Linked DNA regions of Homo sapiens: all the other regions are linked to region 2. Evidence: chromatin loops called from intact Hi-C (ENCODE). Cell type or tissue: PC-3. All regions are shown on one strand. Region 1 overlaps B3GALNT1 (beta-1,3-N-acetylgalactosaminyltransferase 1 (Globoside blood group)). Region 2 overlaps LOC107986150 (a long non-coding RNA gene). Region 3 holds the start of NMD3 (NMD3 ribosome export adaptor). Region 4 overlaps SPTSSB (serine palmitoyltransferase small subunit B).

Region 1 (8,000 bases), 310 kb before region 2:
TGGTCTCGATCTCCTGACCTTGTGATCCACCCGCCTCGGCCTCCCAAAGTGCTGGGATTACAGACGTGAGCCACCGCACCAGGCCAAAAGTTTCATTTTTCAGCTATAAATCAGGCATCACAAAACTAATTATTGTGAGGTTTAATGGAAAGAACTTGGATTAACCAGTCAGCACAGGGCCTGGTCCAGGACCAAGAGCACTTAATGGTTTCTGAATATTCCCAACATAAAGAAATGATAAATTTTTGAGGTTATAGATATCCTGAATTTCTGATTTGACCATTACACATTTATGCATGTATCAAAATATCACATGTACTTTATAAATATGTACACTTATCAATCAATAAAAATATTTTTAAAACGATACTCAGGCATGTAGATAAATAAGGGCTCAATTGAAGTGGCCTCTGTGTTCATAGCATGTGTGTATCATAGAAATCAAACTGGCCAGAGATCTCGGATTGGCTCATTTCCTGATAGTGAGAGCACAGGGCAGCTGGCCTGCCTCCTTAGGACAGCTGAGCAGTGGGCTACAAGGACCCCGACACTGTTCTAAATCCCATGTCCCAGGGGAGGGACGGAGAGAAGAATCAACAATATTGACGAATAGAAAACAATATGAAAAGCCCCAACAGGGAAGTACACTATTATTTTATTACTGACTTCTTAAATGCCACACATCACTGTCAAGAAAGAAATTATAACTTAAAAATAATTTCCATTTTCTAAAAGATAAACTTGTGGCCAGGCACTGTGGTTCACACCTATAATCCCAGGACTTTAGGAGGCTAAGGCGGGAGGATCGCTGGAGGCCAGGAGTTCAAGACCAACCTGAGGGAACAGTGAGACCCCATAGATAAAAAAAAAAAATTTTAAGATAAACTTGTGCTTATATTAACTACATATGAATTTGCCAACTATAAGCAATTTCCATTAAGCAAACAGTATCTTATCTATCCCACCAACTTAGTGCAATGCTGGGTGAACAGCAAGCCACCAGTAATTACTTGTTGATTTAGGGGTTGATCTGCAGCAGCTGAAAAAACATCTCAAATACTAGAAAAGCTCAGAAAACCTCCAAAGATAAAAAAGGTTATCAGTTTCCAGTGTTGTAAGTGGTAGAGACAAACTCAAACAAGACTCCAGATCTCACATTCTTGGCTGCTAGATCCCAGGGAGTGTGCTGCCTGCTCACTATGCTTCCTATGCTAAGGAGCTCTTCTGACCAGAGCTGCTTTGAGTTTTAATTTCTTGCAACCATTGAACTTTGATATAAACAGTATGGCAGCATCACAGCCTTATCATTTTCACAAGGAAGACTCAAAATTCCTACCCTTAAAACCTGAAATACAAATTTTTAACAAGAACAGTAACTAATTGTTCATGCAGATATACACCTTTTTATTTAACACCAAAAACATACTGGACGTCACTAGAAAATAAATGGAGGTATCAGTGTTTAAATGCAAAGATTCCAGGAAAACAGACAAACAGAGATACTACAATGGCACAATTATTTAAGCCAAAATAACCTGAAACTCTTTCCTGGGGTGCAAAAATGTTGGCTATTTCCTGCAAAAAGAAATCAAATGTAATTATTTAAAAAGTAATTATTCTAATTTCAAATGTAATATATGTTCATTAGAGAAAATTTAGGGAATGCCAGAAGAGCACAGAGACAATAAAAGCTTAAAAATAACAATATTAACATTAAAAAAAAATTTAGAGATGTGTCTTGCTATGTTTCCCAGGCTGGACAGCAGTGGCCATTCACAGGCACAATTATTTTGCACTGCAGACTCAAACTCCTGGCCTCAAGTGATCCACCCCAGTAGCCAGGACCACAGGCATTTGCCACAATGCCGGGCAACAACGTTCACATTTTTTATGAAGATCTGTCAAGTCTTCTGGCTCCATGGGTTTATATAAGCCCCTCTTTCATCTGCTACAACTACTCCCTCCCAATCCTATTTCAACCACAATGGCTTCCGTTCTTTTTTATTCTTTTAATCTTTTAATTAAAAAATATATAAATATATAGAGATGGGGGTCTTGCTATGTTACCCAAGCTGGTCTCGAACTCCTGGACTCAAGCAATCCTCCCACCGCAGCCTCCCAAAGTGCTGGCATTATAGATGTGGGCCACCAAACCCGGCCTGACTCCCATTCTTATCCCTGAATATGTCAACTATTTTCCTCTCTTGCAGAGCCTGCACTTACTCTGCCCCTCCAACCAAAAAGCTGGTTGTTGGAAAGGCTGGCTCCTTCTCATGCCTCACATCTCAGCACAGTGTCACTTAGGAGAGTCCTTCCCTGACCCCTTATCTCAAGTAGTTCCCCCAGCACTTATTTTCTATCACATCCCTCATTATTCCCTTCCATAAAGTATATGAATGTGCTTTGGTTAAGGAATAGGCTAAGGCGAATATCTGGGCCAAAGTGACTTAGCAAGTTTAGGGCACAGGTGCATACTTCACTTGTTAGATAACCTGTCTTTGTAAGTTTATACTTGGCTTTGAGTTGCTATTGTTTGTAAAAGGTATAACTGCCCTGCTGATGCTGCCCATGGGGTTTGGGTTGGCTTGACATGGCTTGGAGGTGCACTAATGCCCAGAGAGAGTAATGCTACTGACCCCTGTAAGGAAGAGTGGATTGCCTTGAAGGCGGGAAGTGGGGACTTATGCCCAGAGGGAAAAAATTAAGCTGCTAACCCTGGTAGTATAGGCCAGGGAGTGCAGCTGCAAGGCTGGGGGCAGCAGGAGCAGGCTCATAAGAGGAGCCACAAAGCTGAAGCAAACAGCCAAGATAAAGAAACTGTGAGAAACAGTTAGTGTGAGGAAGCTGCTGATTAAAAAGCTGCTGAATAAAACTACATTTCACCTGCCTAAAGCCCCCCGAGTGTTCTTTCAGCAATTCGCCCATCCACCCACTCCCCTCGGACCTCAACTGGGACTCAAACCTAACACCTTGTTGGACCTCAGCTGGGACTTAAACCTAACACCTTCTCAGCATTTAACCCTGTCTAGACTTTTAAAAATCTATTTCTATTTGTTTATTGTCTATTCCCTTCAAAAGAATATAAGATTGGAGAGAGGGAAAACCTGACCCCACTTATTCACTGCTATATGTCCAGTGTCTAACACATAGTAGGCTCTCTGTAATATTTGCATACTTTGCAAATGATTTGGTAATGTACTTTTATCCACTTAGTAAATATTCCTAAGAATAAGCTGAATCCAAAAGTAACCTGAATTTGTTGATTATGTTTTTCTTCAGCTGTCTTCTAATAACAAAACCTTATTGTAATAGGCTATGCTGATTCTGATCATGTGCATTTTAAAAGGTCCAAAAAAACAAGAAACAAATTTCAGTTAAATTTTAGGTCCAAGCACGCTAGAGTCAGGATCATCCATATGCTAACTATTATAGATAATTACCAAACTACTGTCAGTTTTGCAACATTCTAACTTTTCTTCTACATAAAATACTGCAAAGGGAGTGGAAATCTTAATTGCCTAAAAAAAGGTCCTGTGCATATTAAGTTTAATTCAAATCATCATTACACCAATCATGTATATTCCTTATAAAGGGAAAATAACTATCAATTCACATCTTTGAGGGAAATTCCCCCACTACCCTTTCAAACTAAACACATTAACTCATAAAGCAATATAAAACTCTACCATTCAATTAGACTTGTCAATTAAACATCTAATTATTTTCACAACTCACTGCTGCTTTGTGTTTGAGGCCCTCCCCTGATTATATTAGAAATAAACACAACCAGTGCCATCTGACCACTACTTTTTCTTCCCCTCTTCTTTAACCCAGTGGTTCTCACTTTGCGGCACATTATAATCTCCTGGAGAACTTGAAAAATACTGGAAGCCAAGCGGGATCCCAGGCCAACTAAATCAGAGTTTCAGAGGGTGGCAGGGCTCAGGTGGCAGTAATTTTAGTATACGTGCTGCCAAAGCGAGCACCAGGTGGCAGTATTTTTAAAGCTCCCAGGTGATTTGAATGTGATGCCTAGACCCTCACCACTCAAAGTGCATGGGCACCACCTAGGAGTGTATTAGGAATACAAAGCCCCAGGCCCCACCCTAGACCTAGTGAATCAGAAACATTTTTAACAGGTGGCTTGTGGACATACTGAAGTTTGAGAAGCAATGAAATCCACTTGAGCAAATTACTCAACCTTTTTAAGCTTCAGTTACCTTATCTGTAAAATGGGAGCAATAATACCTTCTTTGCGGGTTTATTGCCAGAGCTACATGAAATAATACGCGCTAAACATCTAGGATGGGGCTGGCACACAGTAAGGGCTAAGTAGATGGTATTGCTGTTATTATTAGAGTCCACACTATATGCTTCCTCTACATATATTATTTGTCTACATTTCCTTTACAAACCTTGCTCCTAACTCCCAAATGTGTCTTACATGGCATGACATGCTCTGTAATACAATTAAACATGCAAATAAATCTTAGTGGATCCACCTTCTCCTTCCAAATCAGTAAGTCTTCTCCTAGAGTCCAAGGTTTCTGTTTTCCTAGAATCTCCCAGTGCCTGATGTTCTGCTATCCTGCAAATACGAGCCCCAAAGAACTACTGGTAGAGGTCCACAAAGCCAAACGCACATTTCTGGGTTCCGCCTCTGCACATGTGCTCCCCTCTCCTGGGATCCTTCTTTCTGCCCCATGGTCTTTCTACAACTGAACATCATTTTTTCTGGGAACCACTCACACTGTCAAAAGTCTCACCATAGGCACTTGTAGCAGCTGGAGGAGAGCTGCAAAATACAAGAAATTTTTCCAGCTGTAGTGCGTGTGATATTCAAGTGGTGTCAGGCTACTTTGAGGATTGTGCATATTTGATATGGTTTACATTTTTCTCCTTACTTTGGAGCATACAGCTGGACATATAATAGGAAGTGAAATTTTATTTACTGAATGAATGAATAGCAATTGGTATATCTGCTTAATTTGATAACACTTAAAAATGAAATATGCTTTACTCTGTCAGGGTAAATAGGCTCACATTAAAAAGAACCTGCTTTCTACTCTATCCAATTTCTTCATACTCCCCTCTCTCCAAAATTTTAGCAATAGTCCTTGCTTGGTCCTGGCACTGTAGTAAGTATGTTTTATATTTCCATTCGTTTGATGACTGCCGCAATCTTATGAAGTAGGCACCAATATTATAACATTTATCTTTCAGTTAACCAGCTTGAAATTTGGACACCTGTTCAGGAGTCAGGGTGTCAGAGCCTGCAAAGCAGCACTAAAAACTCAGGTATATTCACCACCCCAAGTGGAGTCTGTAGCCACTGCACTACAAAAGCTTCCCTCCTGCCTTGTTTTATCCTATTGGCCTGGTATCTTCATACTTTCACAGTGCAGCACCTCTGTTCTTCTTCAGAGGTGAAGAGTTGTCAGAGCTCAACGAGAAACTTTTGGCCGGGCATGGTGGCTCATGCCTGTAATCCCAGCACTTTGGGAGGCCAAGGCTGGCAGACTGCTTGAGGTCAGGAGTTCAAGAGCAGCCTGGCAACATGGTGAAACCTCATCTCTACTAAAAACACAAAAATTAGCCAGGCATACTGGTGCATGCCTGTAATGCCAGCTATTCGAGTGGCTAAACCAGGAACTTTAAAGAAAGGGAAGTTTAGTCCAATTTCCATGCAAATCATGCTCACCCAGTTTTCAACAAGTCCTCTCCAACAAGTTCACTTTTTGGCAATGGAGAAATTCCTGAAGGGACTAATGTTAATGCATCTGTATTCCAAATAACCCTGAATAAGTTGCTGAGACTCTGTAAACATTAGTGAACACTTATGACACAAACACAATGACCATCAGGAGCTAGAAGAGATTCACTGAGAATGCTCTGTTTGACTATCCTAAGCCCCATTTTCAATAGGGTTCTTCAATAGAAGATCAAGGTAACTCGCAGGTAACACCTAAGAATCAAGCTTCTCTGTAAAGAGAGCTGGACACTTAAAGTCCTTCTGAACAAAATGGGAAAATGTGAGTAATAATAGTAGCTAGATGGCTTAAAAATTGGCTGATCCATCATAGCCAGTGTATTTTTCATGCAGTCATTTGTTCAAGAAACATTTCTTGGGCTTGTGCTGGACTCTGGGAATAGTGTTCCACAAAAGTGCCAGAGACTTGTCCTCCTGCTGATGTTCTAAGGTTGACTGGAGCATCTTTGTCAAACTGGGGAAAAAAATCACAGGCCTATCTTTAGCCTTTTCTCATTTCATATTTCTAATTAAAGAACGTGGGCTTATTCAATTTTGTAGGCAGGAAAAAAAATGACAAATTCATTAAAAGATGTAATTACAATCCAAAAGGTTTTAACAGGTGAGAAAAAGCTAAAGACAGCAAGATGAAATTTGATGGGAACACATTTATTGTCCTATGTCAGAGTTCGAAAAACCAGCTGCACAAGGGCAGGATGGGGGGCCATTTTAACAGCAGCCTAAACAGACCTTACAGTTTAGCTGAGTATGAGTCCAATATGATAAAAGGTGGTGAAGTAAAGGAATAACTGGGCAGTCAGGAAACAAGGATTCTAGTTCTGGCAGGGAGGCCAAGTCATTGAATTTGAGGAGTTATTTCTCAACAGAATTTTAGGACATTGGGCTAGGATACCTCTCAGGCACCATCTGGCCCTACCAGCAGAGGGATGATGTTCATTCTTGCACACTGTGTCCCCAGCACCTAGCATAGTGCCTGGCACATAGGAAGCACTCCCAAGTACTTGTGAATGAATGGCAGTGCTAACAGAAACTCTACAAGTGAATACTAGATTGTGTCCCCCTTCTCTAACACACACACACACACACACACCCCTAATACACTCCTAGGTTCAAGAAACTGGAAAAGCATCTGGGCAAAGGGGGTCATAATTCCATAGCCCCATATGAGTTCCATTTTGAAAGGGTCACTAACAAGTTAGAAGAGGGTAACTCATTTGGTGAAGGGTTTATCATCTCCCATAAGGATTGCATGACATGTGGCTGAAGGATCTGGGGATGTTCTGTTCTGGAGACAAGAAAAGCTTAGAAGTGCCATGGTAGATACTTTCAAATTATTTTGAATAATAAAATATGTAAGTATCACTCCAGAAGGCAAATGAGAAACCAAAGATAGTGTTATTCTAACAAACGTCGAAGGTCCCTTCTAACTACAAGGTTCCACAACTTTGTTATTGATGTTTAAAATGTAGTTCATAGAAAAGGTTTCATTTTGGCATATTTTAAATTGTTCAATTTTTAAGAATGAATTTGAAGTATTTACTGAGTTTAAGAAAAAAGCCCACCTCGAGCACCACTCTCTGTAGTTGTCACACAGTTTTAGGTAGACAGTGAGTATAAATACCTATACTCATTACCATTTCCCAATTCTGCCCTTGAAACTCTGCTGGTTGTAGCACCACCACCCTCAGGTATCTTCTAAGATGTATGGGAGAATGTCTTTCATTAAAGCTTCATTAAAAGGGAAGCCTGCTGCTTCATTCAGTGTGCTGAGGTATAAGACATCTGAGTTTTTAAAGACACATGTAAGTAAGACATATTATATATACTGTTATACAAACTACTTTCTTGTAGGCAAAACAATCCCTGTATATGGGAATCTCTGATAGACTTCTGGGTTGTGGCATGCAGAATCTTTTAGGGATTTCTGGGTTTGGGCTGAGAAAAATGAGGAGCAAACAAAAGCAGCAGGACTTTAGAAGGAAAATTTAGCCGCAATTTTCTTTTTGCTTCTGCCCTATCTGCATATTCCAATAAGAACATAAAAATCACTCTTAATAATTTGCAATACATGTTAGGATTTTTAGCAGGGCTGTTTTTTTTTTTAAAGGCATAGTGAACTTCTGGGCACTATACAAGTTTATAGTGCTTCTAACTACAAATTACAAAGCACATTTCATGACACTGTAAAATCTGTGTTAACATCAATCCCATTTTCCAGGGAACAGTGCAG
Region 2 (8,000 bases):
GCTGATCTTTCTGTTTTCAAATATTTTCCCCTCCAAATATTCTGGCAGGCTGTCTATAGGACAGTATTACTAATTCACTCATCAATTGTGCTATCCTTGCACAAAAGCCTTTATCAACCATCTGTGACCCATGAAATCCAGTTAAACTTTCCCCCTTGGCATTGAAAACCTTGATCTCACCTGACCTACATTTCTGGGCTTATCTACATAGCCACTGACATAAAACCTACATACTTGACAATCTAGTTGTTTTACATTTCCTCATGCCTGAGGAAACGTTATGAGAAAATTTGTTAAATTATGAAATTACCTTTGCCATTTGATAGTAATCAGCTAAAGGATAGAGGATGTATCTTATACATCCTCGAATTTATTCTCCAACATAGCAAATACCCCTGTGGAGATGCCCACTAGAGATGGCAATTTTAGCTCTTCCATGAAATCCTGTGGCAAGAGGGAGGCAGCATGCAGGGCTTAGATGTAGAAGTCTGTCCCTGATGGCATGGGACAAGGAGATGTGAAAGAATGAGCAAGGGATTAAAAGTGATAGGCAAAATTGAGAGAACTGGCGCTGAAGACACATTTGATCTGTTTAAACTTCCTGGAAGGATCAGATCGCTGTGAGCAATCCTGATGTTCGCTGGGTTGGGGAAACAGCAGGCTTGCAGACTGACATGTTACTGGAAAGAAACGTTGATCAGGGTTCAAACTAATGTCAAGGAGAGGGCTTAGGTGGGTGGAATCTAGTGAAAACCAGCACACAGGTCACTAGGTTGAGAGCAGGGAGGCATGAACCAAGCTGATAACCAGCTTTCCTGGCATGGGAACAAAGGTGCTGCTATAGTCTGAATGCTCCCCCAAATTCATGAGTTTAAAGTTAATTCTCATTGTGGTTGTGTTAGAGGTGGGGCATTTTGTCATGAAGTCATGAAGTTTCCACCCCACAGTGGATTAGGGAAATAAAAGCTGGAGGAAACTAGCTTGGGCCCCTTTTGTTCTTCTGCTCTTCTGCCATGTGAGGATATAGGATTCATCTTCTTTTTTGTCCTTCCATCTTTCCTAACATGTTGCAGACATCTAGACAGTGCCATCTATGAGGAACAGGCCCTCACTTGAAACTGAACCTACCAGCACCTTGATCTTGGGCTTTCCAGCCTTCAGACTGTGAGACAATAAATTTTTATTTTTTATAAATTATCCCGGTTCCGGTATTTTTTTAATAGCAGCACAAATGGACTAAGAGGGATGCCTAACAAAGGGCAAGGATAGCCTTGGCAGGAGGGATTGCATGCAAAATTTTATTATGCATTAAATTAATATTTCCCAGTGTCTGAGGAATTTTGGCCATTGTTTTCACGTGTGTATGCATGTGTTTAGCTGGAGCCTAACAAAAGAAGGCTGTGGTTGATGCCACCACTTCCTCACTTCCTGTAGCCACACACCAAAGTGCCTTGTGAGAGGGGCTGTTAACTCCAGAGCCACAACCTGGGTCTAGGAAAGCTCTGATTTCAAACATGCTGTTGATTCTTCCCCAAATAGCATAAATTTTTATCATAATCTATGTCTTTATTTTTGCTGCCTAAAACATGGCCCTTTTCTATCACACCATCATTGTCATGGAATGTTCTTTAAATACAAATAGAACCTTTGCTTCCTAAGAACTTTCTTTTGCACTTTGCCAGAGTTCACTTTTGCACTTTTTGATTTCTGAATGAAATCAAAAGTGCAACTTAGTGGAGGAGTGTGGGATCCAGAAGCATAAGAATTCTGTTGTTCCCAGCTGTGGGGTTCTCAGCACAATAGTAAGAACCCTTAAAATGATAATAATTCTAATTTCTCTTGAAAAATTTTCATTTACAGTGGAATAAATGTCAGGAGATGTTAAGTATTTGCTACTTAGAATAGACTCTTTCCCAGCTCCAAAAATTCTTTTCAAAGCAAATATGTACATTTGATACCTGCAAGTTTTGAATGTGCAAATATTGGCTCAGCAGATGGATGAACCAAGTCTAACATATTGTTTTTTTTTTTTTCTCAAGGGTTGGGACTATTATGACTCTGACTAAGGGTTACATATTTTTTCCTACCCTTACTGATAACTGATGAATTTTTAGAATGGAATGGATTCTCATCCTTTTCTCTAGAATGTATAACACCTTTATAAAATGCTAAAGAGATTTTTTTTTAATCATTCTTATGGTTTAGGCTAAATCCCTGTTTTTGCCCCTACAATTTCTCTAGTGACCCTTGCTCGGGGTCACTAGACCCCGGGGATTTGCTAGGAATCTCCAAGTTGTTTGATTCATTTCATTTTCAGTATCTTTTATTTTGAGACTGGTTAAAAAAAAAACTACCTTCATAGAGGGCAAAGAACCTTGAATGATGGAATTTCAAAATGCTTTCAGAATTAGTTCTGAAGATAAACAAGTGAGGAGAAAATGTACATAGAATTCTAAATTCTAAAAGAGTTTTATACAAGTATACTTGCATAAAATCATAAACTTGAAGGCAATGTAAGAAGCTAGTTGTTCTAGAATATGATTTACAAAGCAAGGGACTCACGGTTGAATCATTTACATCAACAGGTGTTGTCAAGAAGTGCTACGATTTAACAGCACCGAAAGTTTCTACCTTTAAAGTGAAGAGCAGGCACATTATTAAGTAACTTAACATGGCACAACATGATTTTCATAAAAGCTGATAAAATCATCTTGGAAAAGTTAACTGCATCATGAGGCAAGTTTTAGGTACATAATTTTAATCTATAATGTATCTATGGTTATTGGCGCTAGGTATGTATACAGGCTATCAGTTTCTGGAGACCCGCAGGAAAATCCAACACTGAAAGAGCTTGCCCACCCAGGCCCCACTGGTTCTGAGCAATGTTTCAAAACATCGTGCATTCCAACATGTGGTCCCTAATCCCTGCTGGGGGAAGCTGCAGTTGAGTAAGGGTTTTACCTGAGACTTTGATTTTCTTGTACATATGGGTCTTAGGGACTCAAGCTGCAGGCTGTTGGTTACCTCCTGCTTTATGCTTCTAAGCATATGTTATCTTTAGGATGTGGATCCAAACAGGTAACCCAACAATCTATTTGAATTAATTGTATGTTTAATAAAATCTTAAAATCTTACATGTGCAGACCAGGCACGGTGGCTCATGCCTGTAATCCCAGCACTTTGGGAGGCCAAAGTGGGTGGATCATTTGAGGTCAGGAGTTCGAGACCAGCCTGGCCAACATGGTGAAACCAAGTCTGTACAAAAAATATAAAAATTAGCCGGGCATGAGTGGTGTGCACCTGTAATCCCAGCTACTTGGGGGGCTGAGGTGGGAGGATCGCTTGAGCCTGGGAAGTAGAGGTTGTAGTGAGCCGAGATCTTGCCACTGCACTCCAGCCTGGGCAACAGACTGAGACCCTGTCTCAAAACAAAACAAAACAAAACAAAACAAAACAAAACAAAAAAATCTTACATCTGCAGACATAGCATTACACTGGGAATTAGCACCTTCCCTCTGTGGTAAATGGTGCAGGTGGGATTAATGCTGTTTTACAGATGTGAGTGGGGTTAGTGTCATTTTACAAATGTGAATGTGGAGACCCAAAGGGGCCAAAAGACTTGCCCAAGGTCAAACTTCAGTTATTACATTTCTCGATTATTTTGCTATTTAGCTATGATTGTCATGAAAAGTTTCACAGAGCTTGAAATTCTGGGCAATATTCTTAAAGTCAATTCCTGGAATATTATTTTTGGAGTGAACAACTCGATCTCTGGAAAATTTGGAGGTTAAAGAGAGGAATTACAGTTTTTTGAAGAGATGTCTTCCCTATGTAACGGCCCCATGTTGCCCCCTTATGGAACTTGCGATATTTGCAAAATTCTTTGCTGAATTAGTCTTTCACTGAAGTGTGACTTATTTGACACACAGGATTTACAGCATGAGCCTTTTGTCACAACAGCCTTTTGTCACAACAGGATTTACAGCATCAGCCTTTCTCAGGATGATAACATATTACCTTACCATTTTCATATATTAAATCAACTGTTACTGAAATTCAGCCAAATTGAAGGAAAATGTGATTATGAGGAAGTCTACAGAAAACTTTTTTGTACTAATTTCTAACTATACTCACAGCCCCTTTTCCCATACCCTCAGGGCTGACCATTTTGCACATTAAAAAGTAATGTATCTAACGAAATAGGACGGTGTTCTTAATATTTTACTAAAAATTGTGGATCATTTTAAGTTTCACGCTTGTGAGACGTTTGGGGATTTGGTTTTTTTTGTTCAATGGGTTTGAATTTCACCTCTGCTACTTAGCTACATCACCTCCGGTAGACTCAGTTTCTGGGTCTCAGCATCTTCCTCTGTAAAATGGGAAGAATGGCGCCATTTGTGAAGCATTTGAAACAATTCCTGGTAGAGTATGCATGCAAAAGTGAAAGCAGTAGCGGTGGTTGTAGCAGTAGTAACCCCTGGATCTTACCTCCTCAATTATCACATGAGGAGATTGTACTAAAGGAGCTCTGAGATCCTCTCAAGTTCTTACATCTCTGATCCTCTGGATGCAAAATAAGCAGAGGAAGAAGGAGGCACCATGAGCAATGATTCCATCTCTGCCCTCCTGAGAAAGTCTTTCCCTCCTTTCCACAGCACCTGGGAGGAGCAGGAAGTTACTAATTTGCTGGCAGGGCCTGCTGGTTTCGGCCACAGTTTCTGAGTCTTTTGGGGAGTCAGATGCAATAGGGTATATGCCAGACAGCAGAACCTATCCAGGGGTGTGGAAGCATTCCGCCTTTGGGAACCCACCCACCCTGGATGGGGCAACTAATCGGAGAAAGTCTCAACAGAAAAATGGAAGTGGGTAGTGTGCAGTGAAAGTGGATGTAGGGAGGCTGGAAAGTGGGACCCGTCAAAGCCTAAGAGATAGACTGGAAGGAGGCACGAAGAAGGGATTGCTGGCAGGGAAATTCCTCCCTTTGTCCCAGGGTCTCAACTTCACACTTGTCCAAGATAAACACCACTGACATTAAAGTGATGAAAACATTTTATTCAGTAACTACTGACAGTCAGGGAAAGAGCTGCGCTCCATTCCAGTTTGTGCAGAGGTGGCGGTGTCTTTTATTTTAATTTTTATTATTCCAATAAGACTTTATTGTTTATGTCTGAAAATTAGCTATAAAAACTTGTAATATACATTGTTTTATCAGTTCTCTCTCTAGTTTTAGCTCTATCGAGGTACAACTGATACACAAAAAAATTGTACCCATCTAATGTATGTATCTTGATGAATCCAGACATATAAATACACCCATGATGTCATCATCACATAAAACACATCCATCACCTCAGAGGGAGAGAGTGGGAGGGAGAGAGAACTGGGGTTCAAATAAAAAGTTACCAAGGGTTGGTCAGTGTAAATGTGACTAGGCCAGCTGTGTCTGCTAGCCAGCAATGATGGCCCCAAATTAGGATTCTATCCTGACAAGTACATTTCTAAGAATGGTCTTCAGATCTTTGAGAAAGACAATCCTAAATTGCAGGAGATATATATACATCTCAAAGGGACAGAGGAAGGATTCATGATTGTAAGGCCTTTACAGTAAATGCTTTAATAAGAGGAGGTATAGGGGCCAAGGGAAAACTTCTCCTTTGTCCTCTGAAGGTTCACTGAAAGTCAGTTGACAAAAGGCAGATTTAATAAGAGAAATAACATCCATAGACCAGGCGTAGTGGTTTACACCTGCAATATCAACACTTTGGGAGGCCAAGGCAGGAGGATTGCTTGAGCCCAGAAGTTCAAGACCAGTCTGGGCAATACAGTGAGATCCCATCTCTACAAAAATTTAAAAATTATCTAGGCTTGGTTGTACATACCTGTAGTCCCAGCTACTTGAGAGGCTGTGGTGGGAGGATCATTTGATCTGGAGAGGTGGAGGCTGCAGTGAGCCGAGATCATAACACTGCACTCCAGTCTGGGTGGCAGAGTGAGCCCCTCTCTCAGAAATACTACTACTACTACTAATAGAAGTGGTATATAGATTTATTAATGTCCCTGGGGGAGAATCAGAGTGACTACCCCACCACGCAATGGGGCAAAAATGGTTATATACCCCTTCTTCCTTTACTTAGGGGAAAGAGAGATGGGGAAGTGTGATGATTTTAGGGGGATAGTAAATGATTTTCAGGGGAATTCACTGGGCTTGAAGAACATACAATGGCCTGGAACAAAGTCTGTTGGGCCTGCAGAGCAGACAATGGTTTGTGAGAAAAGTCTGTCCAGGTGTGTTGACATACTTCAGTCTTCTTTCCTGCAATATGAGTTAAGTTAATAAAAACTCAGGGAAATAACCAGAGGCAAGAGGAAATTGTTTTCTTCTTTGGTGGGTCTGGCATTTAGGCAGATATGGGAACTTCAGAGAACAACTTCATTCTGTGCTTTGGGAGAGCCAGAGGATTGAGAGACAGTAGTGAGGGGAGGTCAGAGAGACATTGAGGCTGCTTCCTTGGTTCAGCATGTCAAAGCATCATATTTTGGGGTATTGGTTTTTGAGCCCCAATAGAGGTCTGGGACGAACAGAAAATTCTCCTGGCAGCTCTAGGCTTTCTCAGGCAGACATGTTAATACAGGGCTGGGGCCATCCTACGGACATCGCCTTCTGCTGCTAGAAGCCAGGCTAGAGTTTGGTGCATTTCTCTTTAGTACAGAGGTTTGGATGGAGTTGTTACATGCTGAAAGTTCTGCGGTTCTTACCATGAGGTCTTCTCTGACCAATCTAACCCTTCACAGGGCCAACTTTCATGTAAAAAGTGAGTAGTTCATTCACTCATTCCACAAATATTAGTTGGGAGTCTTCTATGTGCTGGGCACAGTTTGAGAGTCAGGGAGTCTTAGAATTGTTTGCACTGTTCACTAGTTGTTTTATTTGTACTAGTCCCACCTTAACTAAATAGATCGTTAAATTCCTTGAGGTCAGAGATACTATCTTATTCTTCTGTTTTCCACACTGTATGGAATTTAGCAGAGCCTATTAGTCACTTGAATTTATTAAATATAATTGAGCAATACAACAAATAAAGAAAAACACTTTGAAACAGAAGTTAAGTAACTTGAGAGTTGAGAAGAAAAAGAAAATGAAAATATTGAAGTAATGAAAGAGATTATTTAACTGCACCCCCCAACTTTTATATCTTTTTTATGGTCTCCAGAAAATTTGGTTTGAAAAAAAAATCACTTATTAAAAATAAAAGTCTGAAGACCACTGATGAATTTTATAGGTCCAGAGAGGTGAAGTCAAACAACGAGCTTCCCCTACAGCTGATTACACAGTATGATTAAGCCAAAGGGGACATGTTGCTCCAGGGAGAGTCTAATCAGAACACACGTTTCCTATCTTAGACCCCAAATCCTTTGAACTCAGAGGAGCAAATCAAAAGAGGTCTCCAAAACTGTGAGCTTAGAAAAGAGTTACAGTTAGAAGATGAGGTTTCGAGGAGAAATCATTGAAGGTGATTCAACTCAAACTTCAGAACTGCTCTCTGTCCTTCAGAAACTGGGAATTTGATGCCTAAAGAAGTTGTATCCTCACTGGCCTTTTTGACAGGAAGATGAACCTAAAGTTTACCCTAAAAGCTATGCTAACTTCTGTATTTTTGAACTATTCTGAAAAATATTTGCTATTTGCTTTCTTAAGTGTAAGGAAGGAATGAATCTCTGAGCTACATCATGTAGGTGATATTAAAACTACACTTTTTTGTGTGTCTGATTTAACATTGTTAAAAATAGTCAAAATTTCTACTAGTTTATCATGTATCCAAAGGTTAAGAATAGATACAAAGAATTTCATTCTTTCTAGATGCTGGGAATATTCTCAGATCTTGCCAGCTCTGCAGCAAATGGAGGAGGTGGTTCTTGGATGTCAGACTTTCCTGGAGGGAGGCCAGGCTGCGGTAGCCCAGTTGTAATGCTTTCCTCTGAGGTGTTGGCATCAGGGCTTG
Region 3 (8,000 bases), 190 kb before region 2:
TCCACCGACTCTCCTAGGCATACTGCTTTCTACATGGCGCATGCTGTGGCTGTGAGGTACTGCCCAGATCCCCCTCAAGGAATGAAGTACTTATCCCACAACAGCAGGGAGTGCTGCTGGCAGAAAGCCCTCAGTTTCATCTACTTCTGGGACTGCCTTGGCTGAAGAGAGAAATATCACCCAATGCTATGTCCTTTTCCTGGGACAGTCACATCCAATGACTCATCGATGAGCAAAGTCCCCCTCGGGAAAACTCAGAATGGTCATTTCAGCTTCAGAGCTTCCCACAGGGTTAGCTGAGGCTTCCACTAGACTGCACGGCAGCACAGCTCCCTTCTGCCCAATGGTGCTTCTGCCCTTCTATTCCACAGGTGTTGATTCTAAGAGGATACCCTAATACACCTCCCCTGCACTAATCTCCAATATTATCTTGATATCCCCAAATGTGCTATCACATTTGATAGTGTGAAAAATATCACAGTATGCATTTGAAAGTTCTGTGTAGAATTTCATTATTTCATTGATTAGCAGATTTTTTTTTTTTTTTTTGAGACAGGGTCTCCCTTTTTCACCCAGGCTGGAGTGCAGTAGTGCAATCTTGGCTCACTGTAGCCTTGACCTCCTAAGCTCAAGTGATCCTTCTGCCTCAGTGTCCTGAGTAGCTACGACTACAGGTGCATACCACCATGCCTGGCTAATTTGATTGTTTTATATTTATTTTTTATTTTTTAGAGGTGGGGGTCTCAACATGTTGTCCAGGATAACCTGGCCTCAGTCGATCCTCCCACCTTGGCCATCCAAAGTGTTGGGATTACAGGCATGAGCCATTATGTTCGGCCAGGAATTCCATTTTAATACCATGGTTAAACACATAGAAATGAAGTTTGTAAACATATACTAAGGCTTAGATTTGAATACAGATAGATATCCTCAGTGCAAGGACTATGGGAGCTGAAAATAATCTCACCTATTATTTTCAGGTGAGATTTGAGGTTAAATAAAAAGTGCAAAGTGAGTTTCCCTCTGGTATTGTTTGCCAATATTATCCCACTCAGTCCAATCCTAGCAAGCTCATTCAGGCTCATGAGAGAGGTAGTTGAAATCAAGAACTTACTTTTGACATCTGGAAATCTTAGTGGTGGGGGCTGGCAGATGAAGAGAGAAATATAGGTGCCTTCTACTACAGAAGTATTTCATTTATCAAAAGGTTGTGGATAGGAATAGACGGCCTCAGCCTCAGAAGGGGAGGTAGGCTGCTATGGTGAGGGTCTGGGTTCAGAAACAAACTGTATTTCACGTCCCAGTTCTATCAATTATTTGCTATAGGACTTTCAACAAATTGCCTAATCTAATCCAGCCTCATCTGTAATATGTAAGGTCCATGAGGGCAGGGACCATATCTGTGCTGTTATTATCATACATCAAGTGCTTAAGAAGCCTGGTATTCAGAGCCAAATCAAATAATTGTAGAAGGAATGTGTTAAAAAATGAGCAGCCTTTGACATTTAGAAGCTGGTCTGGTACTTGCAGCTATGCCATAATATTTTCCTATTAGACAGAAATAATTTCACAGAATACTAAACTCAGACAAGATTACTCTGAAACCATGATAAAATGAGGCAAAGAAGGTCACTTCATAATTTTGTCTAAGCACAGACCAAAATAAGTTCACTATGCCACCCACAAAATACCAAACATTCCCTTTCTTCACCAAAATGAGTGACTGCTACTTCTTTGCTAATTGCAGCTTTATCCTCCTGCTTCCCTTTGTGTAAATAAGATTTACTGAGACATCCAATCACAGAATTGCCCCTGCTTTCTGACAGCATCCAATCTATAGAAAAACCTCTATTTTCTTAGGGCCTCCCCGAAAACACCCGCCCAAAGCCCCAATCCTATGATAGGTTTGTTCTAAACACCCTCTTACTGAGATACCCAAAGGGTATCCATGGTGAGTGTCTGGGCTCACTTCGAAGAGTAATAAATAGACAGAAGCTGCTTAACTACAGCTGTGTTCCTAGTGGTGTTTGGTTGAGGGCATAGGCAGTGTGAATAGAAAAAACGGGGAGAAAAACACTGTCTCTTCAGAGTTGTGGTGGGTATTAAATGGATAATTAATTTACCAATATATATTGAGGGTCTGTTTTGTGTCAGCTGCTGTGCTAGGTGCACCAAGAAGAACAAGACCCGAATTGCTCTCCAGGGTTTTGAAACTGCTGGGCATGCAGAGTAGAAAATTTATGATCCAATTCAAAGCACTATTATAGAGGCATATACCTCGTATAAAGGTGTTATCATAGAACCATATATACAGAAGGAGCATGTAACTCCTCTGGCCCTTAGGGACCGAAGGAGTCAGAAAAGAGAGGATGTATGGTGGACAGGATAATGGCTCTGCAAAGATGTCCTATTCCCTGAAATCTGTGAATATATTACCTAACATGGCAAACGAACTTTACAGATGTGATTAAATTTCTTGAGATGGAGAGATTATTCTGGATTATTTGGTTGGGCCCAGTGAAATCACAAGTGTCCTTGTAAGAGGGGTGCGGGGGGGTGGGGGTGAGAAAAGGAGACTCTGACTGCAAAATGATGTGGGACCACAAGCCAAGGAATGTGGGCAGCGTGTAGAAGTTGGAAAGGGCCAGGGAATGGATTTTCTCCTGGAGCCTCCAGAGTCAGCCCTCACCATCTATTTAGACCTGTAGCTTCCAGAACTGGAAGAGAACAAATTTGTGTTTTCTAAGCCAACTAAATCAGTGATAATTTGTTAGAGCAGCACTAGGAAACTAATTCAGGCTTAATCTTTAGTGCCGAGTCCCGGGTAGAAGCAAAGGAAGACTATTTTCTGTGAGGACCTGCCAGTTGGTCTTCATGGCTTGCGAGTACGTGTGCTTGGGAGTAGGACAGGATATGTGGAGATCAGATCCTGAAAGGTCTTCTTTCCACACAAAGAAACTGGAAATAATGCTGAAGGTAATCAGAGGCCACTGAAGGATTAAAAGCAGGGGAGTGTGACAAAATCAGAACTGCATTTCAGAAGGATGAATTGAAGTCTACAAGTAGAGACAACAGACGAGAGGCTACTTAAGTATTCTGGGCAAGAAATGATGAGAGGCTGTCTCTGATCACCCTCTACAAAACGCCTTTGCTTATTCCTTGAAATTTGGGATGAGAGGATTTAGAAAAAAAAATGGTTGTACTCTTCAAATATTTGAAAGGCTGTCATGAGACAGATTAGACACGGTCTGTGCTGCTCCAAGTTTGAGGGATAAATCAGTCATAAGAAGATATTAAATGCACTATCCGGAAGCACATAATTAATAATTTGTCTAAAAATCGCATAGACTTCTTCACAGATAATTATGCTTTACATTTCATTCTTTCAACAAATAATCATTTGAGCAGTTAGCATGTGGCAGGCATCAGGCCTGTATATGACGGTGAACCAAACAGACAAAAGGCACTGCCCTGGATGGAGTTTCTTTGCATAAGGTACCGTTTACAGATAACTTTTATATAAAATAATCATTTAATCAAGAAGCAAGCTCACAGTCGGGATAGCTGAAAAGAGACTAATATACGGGCGAGGTTGGTTTGGAGTAAACCCTGGCCTGGGAAAATCGAGACGATAACTGAAAAGCAGTCACTGACGGCAAATGAGCCCCTGGGACTTCTCTCCGCGAGCTTTCCCAGCCACCAGGCCGCTCCCATCACCCTTCCGCCCGTCGGTGCCGCCCCTTTCCTCGTCCCCACCCCGTCCCTTTTAATACGTCACTCGGGCCGCGGGATTTCGAGCATTTCGCTCGCGAGATCTTCTCTGTGGCGGAGACAGCCAGGTTGGCAGCTGACGGGACAGCCGGGGTCTATTTTGTTGCGGGTTTTCAGCAAATCCAGGGCTGGTCTGGAGGCGCGAAGTAGGTTCCGGAGTCCGAGACCTGGGCTGTCGGCCGCGGGCCCCTGAGTAGCGGATGGGGCGGGCTCCCCGGCCTCGGGGCCGTGCTCAGTCTGCGTGAGCGCCGCGTGCCCGGAACCCGTGTGCGGTCGCGCCCCGGGGTTGGGGGTCGGCGTGGGTGGCCCTCGGGCGCCGGGACGCCGTCCGGAGACTCCTGTGGCGTGGGTCTGAGGCGCGGTGGTCCGGTGCGGTCCCTGGGCTGGTGGAGAGCGGGAGGGCCCGGGCGTCCACAATCCCGAGCTGACCTCGCCCTTGGTCGTCCAGGGTTGGAGCCCAGGTGAGATGGAGGTCAGCGGCAGAGCTGGGTGGCCCGAGGGTCTTGCAGCTGGGAAGCTCAGGAAATCCCATGGTCCTCATCTTAAAGTTCTTTTTAACGAACTTACCCAGTGGAGTTGGGTTTCCTTCTTTCCTGCTTTTTCGAAGTTCTGTGAATATATTAATTATTCAGAGAGACTGGAGGAAGACGTAAAAAGAGGAGACTAGGTAAAGTGATTTAAATCCCAACATTCTCTTTTTTTTTTTTTTTTTTTTTTTTTTTTTTAAAAGAACTTAAGGCATACAGAACGATGGAGTATATGGCAGAATCCACCGACCGCAGCCCTGGACACATGTGAGTGCGACACTTCTTCCTTCCCCCTTAAATGTGAAAATCTTCAGTGAGCCCGGGAAACTCACTATGGAGAACGCTTGAGGGTGGGTGGGAAAGAGCGTATATTGTCATAAATGGGAAAAAATAGAAGTCTTATTTCTGTAGAAAATCGAATTAGTTTCTGGTTATAAAGCTTGTTCTAGTAAATATAAGCTCTAAGAGGGTTAAAATATTTACCATACATCCTTTTAGATCGGCACTGTCCAATATGTAGCCATTAGCTACGTGTGGCTATTTAAATTTACTTTTTACTTACTTTTTTTTTTTGAGACGGAATCTCGCTCTGTTGCCCAGGCTGGAGTGCAGTAGTGTGATCTCGGCTCACTGCAACCTCCACCTCCCGGGTTCAAGCAATTCCCTGCCTCAGCCTCCCGAGTAGCTCGGATGACTTCCTGATTTTTATTGGAGATTATAATGTAGTAATTTTTAAATTTTGAACATCTTAAATCTTAGTTATCAATTTTTAATTTCTTGCATTTAAGTTCAAATTAACTTTTTTTTTTTTGCTGTTAAATAGGTTTAATGATACAGTGCTCTTCAAAGAGATTACTACAGAGACTTTTAAACGATAATCCTGGAATCGTTCAGCACAGACCAATTAGCTAAATCTAAAATAAATTGGCTTCTTACCACAACTACCCTGTAAACATTGTAGTCCTTCTGTCTAGAATGACCCTAATCTCACAGGAAAACAGTAACTATGGAGAAACTAGCTTTGTGGCCAAAAGTAAAAACCAAAGGAAAAATAGGAATTCAGTGGTTAGTGAAAGCAGGAAATTTGGCCCCCTTCCCTGTGATGCTTTACTCTTCCCTTGTCCATCAGTTAGCTCAGTGGGTTTGAATAAGCCATCTGAAAATGTCTTTGGAGCTCAGCATAGTGCTGATCTTCCTTGTTCTATCAGTAGCTTTTAACAGACACTTGTCTAAGGGCTCAAAGCCCTTCACAGAACCCTTTCTTGGAATGGGTTGTTTGACCATTATACTTCCCTCCGGACAACCAGCACTTCTGGAAGAGCCTGGTTAGCTCTGTCAGGAACTGCTTTCTTTCCAGGTGGTACCGCTGGCTCCACTCTGTCAACATAAACCCCAAGCAGTTTAAGTTGGAAGTTTCCTAAATTAATTTAAATGGAATAAAATTAAATACTTGGTTGCTCGTTTGTACTAGCCATGTTGCCACATGTGGCTAGTGGCTACCATTGGACATGGAAGATTATTGAACTTTTATTTTGGACAATGTTGTTCTACATTAGGGGTTCTCAGACTTTTTCTGCCCCCAGTACATCTCGAATTATGATAGTTCCGTCATTTATACTGAGTCTCTAGATGTTGATAGACTTCCTATACTGTTAAAAAAAAAATTCTGCTATGGGTAAATGTTTATATTTCAGCAGTCCTTATGCTTTTTTTTTTTAATTGCCTTTGGAGTATATTGGCGTCTGATTCTGTTAGAAATGATTTAGATATTAGTTTCTATTGGTGTAGTCCAGAGATATACTTGAAGAAATGTTCATTAGAGATAAGTAGACAGCTGTAGTCTTTTAATGTAGTGACACCATACTGTTCACCTAAGCTATGGTCCTCTGTATGCCCTGAATAAATAGATTTTTGAAGACTTAGTATTTAGAGATGAGGTGGTTGAATTAAAAAGAGACAAACTGATCTTACATATTCTTGATACAGGATTTTCTTTTTGGTTTTTGCCATTGACACACTATTGCCTTGTTAATTGATTCTTTCTTGGTTTTCCAATTTTCAACAAGGGATAATGAATAACAGTGCTTCTCAAATTTTTCCCAAGTTTGCTATTACACTTGTGGTTGGGAAGTTTATCTGTTTATTTGTAAAAGTTAATGTGAATGTTTGTGTCTGCATAGAAAATGTTTGGAAGGATATATACAAATTATTAATAAATGTTATCTTTATGGATAGTGTTGGTTGGGTGTGGTAAAGAGCACGTTAACATTTTTAATTATATTTCAGTATCTAAAATTAAAATTAGTGCAAGATTTGTATTCTTCATCAATATACCTCCATTTGTTTTAATGTGACAATATAGTTTCATTTGCTTTTAATAAAAAAGACTTGTTTAGACCCATACTGGCTATTTAAATGTAAATTTGAATTAAAAAAATAAATTGAGTTTCTCAGTTGTACTAGTCACTTTTCATGTCCCAGTTGCCACATGTGGCTAGTGGCTACCTTGTTGTACAGACCAGAATAGAACATTTCTGTCGTGGCATGAAATTCTGTTGGACAGTACTGACCTTCTAGAACCTTTAGGACATCGGCCTTATATTGAGGATTTTTAGAATTATAGCCATTTTTGGTGTTTTTGCCCCTGTATTACAGGGTTATTCTTTATCTACTGCATCTTTGAAGATTGCTTTGTTTCTTTTTTTTGTTTCTTTTTTTTGAGACATTGTCTTGGTCTGTCACCCAGGCTGGAGTGCAGTGGCGTGATCTGGCTCACTGCAACTTCCACCTCCTGGGTTTGATATGCATGCCTCAGCCTCCCAAGTAGCTGGGATTACAGGCGTGCGCCACCATGCCTGGCTAATTTTTGTATTTTTAGTAGAGATGGGGTTTCACCATGTTGGCGAGGCTGGTCTTGAACTCCTTATCTCAGGTGATCTACCCGCCTCAGCCTCCCAAAGTGCTGGAATTACAGGTGTGAGCCACTGGCTGGCCCAGGTTGCTTTGTTTCTGTTATTTTTTTGAAAAGGGCAAAGATGCTGTGGCCTAACTTGAAGGCTTTTGTTTGTTTGGCATCTAAAAAAAAATTTAGTGTATTTTAAAAATCTAATGTGAAAAATTTATCCTTTATTTATTAAAGCTTGTGCTGTGAGTGTGGTGTTCCGATAAGTCCAAATCCTGCCAATATTTGTGTGGCCTGTTTGCGAAGTAAAGTGGACATCAGCCAAGGTATTCCGAAACAAGTCTCGATTTCGTTCTGCAAACAATGTCAAAGGTACAGTGCGGTACAATTTTGCTCTTTTTAAAGTTGGAATTTACATTTAGAGAACCACCGAGATATGCTGAGATTACACGAAGGTATATGGAGTAAAGTGCATGCAATTAAGGTTTAAATTTTCTGTTGGTGTCGCCAAAGATTTTAGAATTTGCAATTTTATAGTGTACTTTTCTAGTGTGTCCTTCTAATCTGGTAAAGATAGTGTAAATGTATTTGAATCTGTTCTTCTGTTAAAGGATCTAATAGATTTGATGTATATAGTTAATAGGAGTTGATGTTTGTAAGGGTGAGAGCAGATTATTGAGGACATATTGTTATTATGAGGTTTTTTTTTCTTTAGTTATTAGAAGCCATGTATGATAAAAAGCTTATGTTTGGAGTAATTTAGTAATATGTTTTAAAAACTCATAACATTCACGTGTAAT
Region 4 (8,000 bases), 59 kb before region 2:
ACATGACAATTGTTAGAAATAACTTTAGTGATAATGGTACCTAAAAATTGAGGTTAGCCTCATTTTCCTGAGCCATGTATACAAAGAGAAATAAAAGTGAACCTAAGCACAGCTCTGAGGAAGAGACTTTTGAGATAAGGTCCAAGGGATCATTATGAGTCAAATGGATAGAATAGACAGTGAAGTAGGGAGAACAGCCAAGACAGAGGGAACAATATGTACAAAGGTTGGAGGTGGGAAGAAGTAGGTTGCTTTTGAGGGGCCACGGAGGGAGAAGGGAGCAGGGAGTGTGATGACACTGAAGAGGTGGGAATGGCCACAGTGAGGCCAGAAGCTGTAGGGCCTAGTTGGATAAGTTAACTGTTTTATCTTCAACCTCTGAGTTAGGGCAATGCTGTGGTGGGTTTGAGAGGAGGAGGCTTTAAGTTCATGTGGTAATGCTGCATTCTGGAGTCAAGTTGAAATGACTTTGGAGCCCAAGTATTTCAGAAAATCTGTACCTCTACTCTTCCCTAGGGCATTACTGTTTCAGAATCAACAGTATACTGAGAACCTGTTTAAAATATTCTTAAATACTCTTCATTTTTACAAATGAGATAATATTGCTTATTTAGAAATATTATTAACTTTTCTCTATATGTTGTGGCTATTTATTTATTTATTTGTTTTTGAGAGAGTCTCACTCTGCTGCTTAGGCTAGAATATAGTGGCACAATCTTCGCTCACTACAACTTCCACCTCCCAGGTTCAAGAGATTCTCCTGCCTCAGTCTCCTGAGTAGTTGGGATTACAGGCATGCACCACCATGCCCGGCTAATTTTTTTTTGCATTTTTAGTAGAGATGGGGTTTCACCATGTTGGCCAGGCTGGTCTTGAACTCCTGACCACAGGTGATCTGCCCGCCTCAGCCTCTCAAAGTGCTGGGATGACAGGCATAAGCCACTGTACCCGAACTTGTTGTGGCTTTTACAAATGCACTAATTGTCGGGCTCGGTGGCTCACGCCTGTAATCCCAAAACTTTGGGAGGCCAAGGCAGGCGGATCATCTGGGGCCTGGAGTTTGAGACCCGCCTGGCCAACATGGTGAAACCCTGTCTGTACTAAAAATACAAAAAATTAGCTGGGCATGGTGGTGGGCACCTGTAATCCCAGCCGCTGGGGAGGCTGAGGCAGGAGAATCACTTGAACCTGGGAGACCTGGGAGGCAGAGGCTGCAGTGAGTCGAGATCTTGCCATTGCACTCCAGCCTGGGCAAAAATTCTGTCTCAAAAAACAAACAAACTGCACTAATTAAGTGATGAGTAATGTGGTTAGGAGAATTCATTCATTCACCGAATGAATACATTTTAAGTATTACCATGTGGCTCCTTCTGAATATTAATGGCTTCGGAAAGACTTTATTCTCAAAGGCATCACAGTCAGGAGATGCTCTTCCAGGAAGCAGCAAACTGGACCATGTAACAAACATGCAGTGATCGAGGGCCCAGGAATGAGCACTAAGTGGGAGGAAAGGACATGGAAAAATGCTAAGGCATGGTGGGGCAGGACAATAGTCTCAGGTACTAGAGAGGCTGAGGCCAAGGGGGAAGGATCCCTTTGGTCTAGGACTTCAAGTCCAGCCTGAGCAACATAGTGAGATCCTGGCAAAACAAAACAAAACAAAACAAAACAAAACAAAACAAAACAAAACAAAACACTCTAAATTAAAAAAAATGCATTGATTAATTTCCCGGCTATTGCTTTCTCTATTAAAATTAGAATTCCTTGCTTGGGCAGCCCTAGCCAACACCTTAATGATGGCCTTGAGAAAGACCCTGAGCCAGAGGCATCCAGCTAATCTGTATCCAGATTCCTGAGCCATAGAAACTTCAAGATAATTAATGTCTATTGTTTAAAACCGCTAAAAGTCAAACAATCAATCAATGAATAAAAGAAACAGCAGATAAAAAGCACACCAACATGTATAGCACCAACAGTGGATACATGGTAAGATCTTGATCACAAATACCCCAAATCTGCAATGACTTTAAATCTGGCTGTTTTAAATATACTTCTGCACTGCTAACCATTTAAGCAGTTAAGATTAAAAAAATTTTTTTTTTGCCAGTTACCACAATCTCAGCCCTCTAAGTAGCCAGAACTGACATGTGAAAAGTGTCTCTTGAAAACACTGATTGTCTCTTTTTCTCTGATTCATTTTCCCCTTATTGATGATAAGCAATTTTAAAGACAGTTTGTGTGTCATTTCTTATCATGAGAAGGTGAGAAGAGGGAGAGTTGGTTATTATTGTTGAACCATCTGCTACAATCTATTGTTAGAATGCACACTATTTTTAGGTTCTAGATTTGCTTAGGTAATATATTTCTACCTTCTGTGAGTCAACTTTCTTATCTCCTGTGGGACTATATACAAGATTAAAAGGAAAAAACCACTTTAGACAATTTGATGAGTAATGTGGTTAGGAGAATTCATTCATTCATTGAATGAATACATTTTGAGTACTACTATGTGGCTCCTTCTGAATATTAATGGCTTCGGAAAGACTTTATTCTCAAAGGCATTACAGGCAGGAGATGCTCTTCCAGGAAGCAGCAAACTGGACCATATAACAAACATGCAGTGATCGATGGCCCAGGAATGAGTACTAAGTGGGAGGAAAGGACATGGAAAAATGCTAAGAAGAAGGCTAGAAAAAGAGCCTGCATTTGAGGAAATAAGATGACAGAAATATGAAATTAATTATCCACTGATAACCTAGAACTAGATGATAGCAAACATTTTAAAGTCCTAAATTTTCACAGTGAAATGTGATATTAATCTATCCACTTCCTTAGAGACCTAGTGCTGTATCTCAGCAAAGCTAAACCAAGAACTTGAAATGCTTACTTTATTCAGGCACACCATGCATCTCCTGTTTTTAGTTAGGTGCTTTTGAAAAGATGACTTTCGATATATGGAAAAGAAGGAGAGAGTAGTTTATTCTTTTTTAAAAAGAAAAGTTTCCTCTAAACTTGATGACTTTAAAAATGTTCTTAGATCTTTCATGAGATTGTGTATTCAAAGGTGGCACTCCTAAGCAGACTGTGATGTGGCTTCAGGCAGGGGTACAGTGGCCTGGATACAGTTTGACTCTGACATGCTGAGACAGTGATAATACCGGCTGTAGCCTGAATGTTTCTGTGTTGGAAGTCCACTAAAAGGTTATTTCATAACTGGGAATGCAGAGTAAATGATTATTTCTTATTTCTGATTGTTACTACTCTTTTATCAACGGGTGGTGATTTCCCTCTCATTAGATTTGTGTGCGGTGGAGAAGGAGATGAAGTTACATCTCCTCTCTCAGATAGAGAGGGAGAAGATTTGAGACTTATGACTCATTACACAGGGGCAGGACTTTGTTCTGGCTTGGATGGAGAAGAAAGTGAATAAATGTAACAATTAAAAAAAACCACATGTGGTAACACGAACACTGCTGTATGAGTCATGGAATGTGAACACAGTTGAGGGGAGCTTGCAAGAAAAGTATTGGCTGGGCTTGCTCAGGGAGCTCTTTGTTGTTGTTTTCTGTTTTGGGGAACAGGACTGGAAGGAAGTTAGGTAACTGCAATGAAAGAGGCGTAGCAGGTGATTTGGTACAGTGGTATTTACCTTGGAAATATTGCAGAAGACGTGATCAGTAGCCCTCCCCCTGCCAAAAAAGAACTACCCCAAGTTACTGGATTTTCTCATTAAGGAATTTCCTATTCTAAAGGTAGCTATTCTCCTGGGGAAAAAAAAGACTTAGTACATTTTGGTTTAAATTTACTTCTAGAACATCAGAATCAGGGACTGAACAGTTAGAAGGGCCTAAAGTTGATTTTTGGGTTAACTCCTTCTCAACTCACTTTGGAACTCTACATCAATCACTCAGCTTCATTTTTTTTTTGTGCTTCATATTTGGAACCTGAAAATCTGAGAAGTGATAAAAGTGTCCTGCCAGTTGCAGAGAGAGATGCTGTATCTAAAAAGAGACTCTTTCTGTACTCACAGTAGCTTTCTTTGGAAACAGCTTAATATGACTTACTCAAGTACAAGCCCTCCTTTAACTGAGTAATTCATTTATTTAAAAAATTAGAAATACAGCGATTTCCTTCCAAAGAACACAGTATGGAAGGGGGGATAAAAATGAGTAACTTTACAGTGGAGAAAACTGATAAGCCCTGCTTCAGCCAGGTGGTCAAGGCCAACATCGATCATTATTAGTCATGTTGATAACAATCATGATATGAATAATCTTCATGATATGATGTCAAAAAAGACACTTTACCTCTGTGGTCTTCTTCCCAATAACCCATAGATCCAGCCTAATCATGAGAAAGGTATCAGACAAATTCCATTAGAGGGGCATTCTACAAGATACCTGACCAGTACTCCCCAAAACCCCCAAGGTCATCAAAAACAAGCAAACTGTGAAAAATTGTTATAGCCAAAGGAGGCTAAGGGAGGCATTATGACTAATTGTAATGTGGTATCCCAGATGGAATCCTGGAACAGAAAAGGGACATTAAGTAATAACTAAGGACATATGAGTAAAGTAAGAACTTTAGTTAATACTAGTATATCAATATTGGTTCATTAATTGTAATGAATATGTTATACTAATGTAAGATTTTAAAGGGGACACTGGATTCAGGGTATATGGGAACTCCCTGTATTGTCTTCTTGATTTTTCTGTAAATCTACAACTGTCCTAAACAATGAAGCCGATCCAAAAGAGAAAAGATTAATTAGGAAAGCCTTCAAAGGTCCAGAGTTATCCCTATTCTAAACTCCAGTGAACTTTGCTGAAGCTTTACTTCCTATCTGGAAAATTTTTCCCAATAACTATGTACATAGATGAGTAATATCCTTGCATAAGAGACTGGCTTTTAAAATTTCTTAAACACAATAAAGAGGAAAAATACATCTTACATTGTGATCCATGGTGTATACACTCACACATACACACACAGAGAGAGAGAGAGAAAGAGAGAGAGAGTCATATAACTGAAACAAACATCTCTCAAAAGAATACTTTGCAGAGCATGCTGATATTTTTTATTCTATTCTGTTCCATTATATTTATTCTTATCTATTCTAGTTAATTCTACCTTATTTTGTTATTCTCTTCTTTCATTAAAAACATCATGATTGTGTTTACTACATTGATTTCTTAACCTACTAATTGCAACCTGCAGTTGGAAAAATCCAACTTTAAGGCTTAAGTGTTAGCTTCTCTAAGATGTCTCCGTACTGTCCAATATGGCAGCCACTAGTCACACATGACAATTTAAATGTCTAGTGTTTAATAGCCACATGTGGCTAGTGGTTACCATACTGGAGAGAAAAGATATAGAATATTTTCAACATTGCAGAATATTTTGTTGGATGGTGCTGTGGACTCTCCATCTGTTGCTTGCACTAATGAAATAGCTACCTACTTGTCTCTTTTTTACCTTACAGTCTTCTAAACTGCTGCTAGAATTAACTGTCCAAACTTAACAGATTCATTTCTCTTCTTGAAAGCCTTCAATGGCTCTCCATTTCCTATGAAATAAAACCTTCGTTTAAAGCCCTTCACAGTTTCATTTCTTCACCTCTCCAGTTAAATCTCTCAACTCTCCTGCTAAATGCCATTCATTCTAAAGCTTCTATGTTTTCATTCATGCTCTTTTCTTTTCTTGAAATTTTCTTGTGCCCCTTCTCTGCCAGATAAACTCCTATTTTAAGCTATTGCTTAAAGAAGCTATTTTAAGGCATATCTTCTATATTCTTTCTTCTATGAAACATTCTCAGAAGACCCCTCCCCTGCAAAGGAAAATATTATTACTCTCTTTTATGTGTTACCATTGTAGCAACATTTTTAGTTATGCACAGTCTGTTTCCCCACAAGACTATGAGGGCTTTGGGTACTGGGAATGTGCAGCATTCATCTTTTTATCCCCAGTGCCTGGTTGGTGAGCTGGCCTGTTGGCTGACTGACCGATTCAGTTGTAAGGTGGTTGAAGGCAGGAAGCACACTCGAATGTACTTAATATTTCCACAGCACAATGTGGGGATCATAAAAGGTGCTTCTGAATTCTCATTGTCTGCTTTCAGGCAATGAGTTTTAGACAGATTGTTTTGTGAAAATTCAGTACAATCTGTTTTTTTGAAGCATGGAAGGGAGCTGGTGCTAAATTTTTAAAAATATATATAACAAATGCTTTTTTACTTTCTTATAATGTTAAAAGTTCATGGACTCTGCAGGGGAATAAGAAAGACTTATGAATTAGTTTTAAATCCTATTGAAATAGCTCTTAGAAGTGCTTACTCTAGGTGAGTAATAATTTAAGATTGGTAGGTAGAAAAGTGGTTCTAATGGGAAAAATTCCAGGATGGGAACACCTGGACACTTGAAGACTTGAATTCTATTGCAGCTCTTTTCCTCTCTTTCTATTTATTTATTTTATTTGTGTCTTTGGGTAAATTCCAAAATCTTCTTGTGTCACAGTTTCTCCATGTGTAAAACTGAGATAATTGATAATTGTCTCTGAGCCTGTTTGAGTGATGTAGTAAGGAGAGTTGGAATGGGTTTTAGCTCTTTAGACATAATAGTAATATTCACAGCAACTGTAGTGTCTTGTCATTACTTGTAGATTTGTAAAACTTTAAGCCACTTGCAAGATTTTACTAAATTATAGACTCAAAGAGTCTTTGTGGAATATAACAGTTACTTCAACAATGGAGTGATTTGTATATTTGATGGGGAAAAAACTACCCCTTATTTATGTTTGCTAATTGAATCATCTAGTACCTTAAAATAAATAAATAAATACACACGTTTGTAGCCATGATTGCTACATGGCTTCACTACTTGAAAGGTATTGGAACCTGTAAACAAATGGCGAAATATTTCTTGGGCAGGGCCACCACATACTGTTGTGTGGGCTGTGCACTGCACAACCAATGTGATTGTTCTTGTCTCGGGGGCCTAATCACAAGCTGCATCTTCATGTGAGCACAATTAGATTCACAGAGATACAAAGACATGCAATTTCTTATTGTATCGGACACATGAATGTGGTTTAAGTTTATCTGATTAATGGGGCAAAACCTTATATTGCTTCTGTGTAAGAATTAGACATAACCTCAGTTTATTGGCTGATCAGTTTCCAGATACCTTGCTCTACATTCTCTGTGGGTGACCCCAATGTTTTCTGTGCCCTACAGAAAATTCCATCCTTGTTTAAACTTTTGGAGGAGAATTTTCTTTTCATCTTAGAATACTCCCCAGCCTTCCTTTGGCAACCAATTCCTCATGTTGACAGCAGAGTGAATACCAGAAGTCAGACCAGAGGTGAAGATTTGGAGTCCAAGTTTTTAGGGGAAGCTGAAAAAAACAACTTAAAAGTTTATGATGAATCAAAGGTAGGGAAGAAAATCGAACAACCATAGGGCAATTAAGGAACTTTCTCTACACATTCATTAGTTGGATAATTTTATAGACCCTCTAGAGATAAGAAACAAACAATTGTAAGTCAAAGCACATTATCGCTTTAGGCAGCAAAGTTACTCTAATTAAATTTTATAATCTTATACTTGGAAGTTTACTGAAATAATATACTAGAAGGAAAAAGTCTCACTAACAGTTCAGTCAGGTTGTTGTTGATACAGTGTTTTGTGTTATATACAATAACAGAATGTTTTATGGCTACCTGAACTCACCTTATTTTATTTATGCATTTATTTATTGAGACAAGGTCTCGCTCTGTCACTTAGGCTGGAGTGCAGTGGCATGACCACAGTCATTGCAACCTTGAACTCCGGGGCTCAAGATATTCTCCTTCCTCAGCCTCCCAAGTAGCTGGGACTATTGGCACATGCCACCATGCCCAGCTAATTTTTAAAAAACAGTTTTGTAGAGGCCAGGTTGTACTTTGTTGCCCAAGTTGGTCTCAGACTCCTGGCTTCAAGTGATCCTTCCACCTTGACCTCCCAT

The links. A loop is a pair of places that touch in the nucleus more often than their neighbours do. Peaks named below come from ENCODE experiments on the same cell type or tissue, not always from the same donor. Only the 100,000 strongest peaks of a DNase experiment are listed, where the experiment ranks them.
Region 1: it touches region 2 in a loop (4-fold over the local background); 12 of 110 quality-filtered maps call a loop at or near these places.
Region 3: a loop joins it to region 2, with 4 times the contacts of the local background. A loop is called at or near these places in 6 of 110 quality-filtered maps.
Region 4: it touches region 2 in a loop (5-fold over the local background); 7 of 110 quality-filtered maps call a loop at or near these places.

What each region holds. Positions count from the first base shown.
Region 1 is chr3:161,092,972-161,100,971 of GRCh38, forward strand. The region is part of intron 4 of B3GALNT1 (beta-1,3-N-acetylgalactosaminyltransferase 1 (Globoside blood group)); the gene reads right to left. Among named protein-coding and RNA genes, the nearest start is that of B3GALNT1, 8.4 kb to the right of the region's middle. In PC-3, CTCF peaks have their summits at 3,983 (motif pointing right) and 6,720; a DNase peak (open chromatin) is centred at 4,010.
Region 2 is chr3:161,405,362-161,413,361 of GRCh38, forward strand. It overlaps LOC107986150 (a long non-coding RNA gene), which reads left to right. Exons shown (of 3, transcript XR_007096152.1): 3 at 1-8,000. Among named protein-coding and RNA genes, the nearest start is that of LINC02067, 17 kb to the right of the region's middle. In PC-3, a CTCF peak has its summit at 3,850; DNase peaks (open chromatin) are centred at 3,870, 4,690, 6,870, 7,970 and 2 weaker places; H3K4me3 peaks cover 1,197 bases; H3K27ac peaks cover 7,559 bases.
Region 3 is chr3:161,217,493-161,225,492 of GRCh38, forward strand. It overlaps NMD3 (NMD3 ribosome export adaptor), which reads left to right and starts at 3,819. Exons shown (of 16, transcript NM_015938.5): 1 at 3,819-3,917; 2 at 4,502-4,565; 3 at 7,438-7,572. The coding sequence starts at 4,522. It also overlaps the pseudogene SRP14P5. RefSeq lists enhancers at 3,392-3,501, 3,561-4,062 and a silencer at 3,982-4,181. In PC-3, no CTCF peak of the experiment used is centred here; DNase peaks (open chromatin) are centred at 189 and 3,769; H3K4me3 peaks cover 4,889 bases; H3K27ac peaks cover 2,084 bases.
Region 4 is chr3:161,346,608-161,354,607 of GRCh38, forward strand. All of the region lies in intron 2 of SPTSSB (serine palmitoyltransferase small subunit B), which reads right to left. Among named protein-coding and RNA genes, the nearest start is that of SPTSSB, 21 kb to the right of the region's middle. In PC-3, no CTCF peak of the experiment used is centred here; a DNase peak (open chromatin) is centred at 3,494; H3K4me3 peaks cover 438 bases; H3K27ac peaks cover 3,557 bases.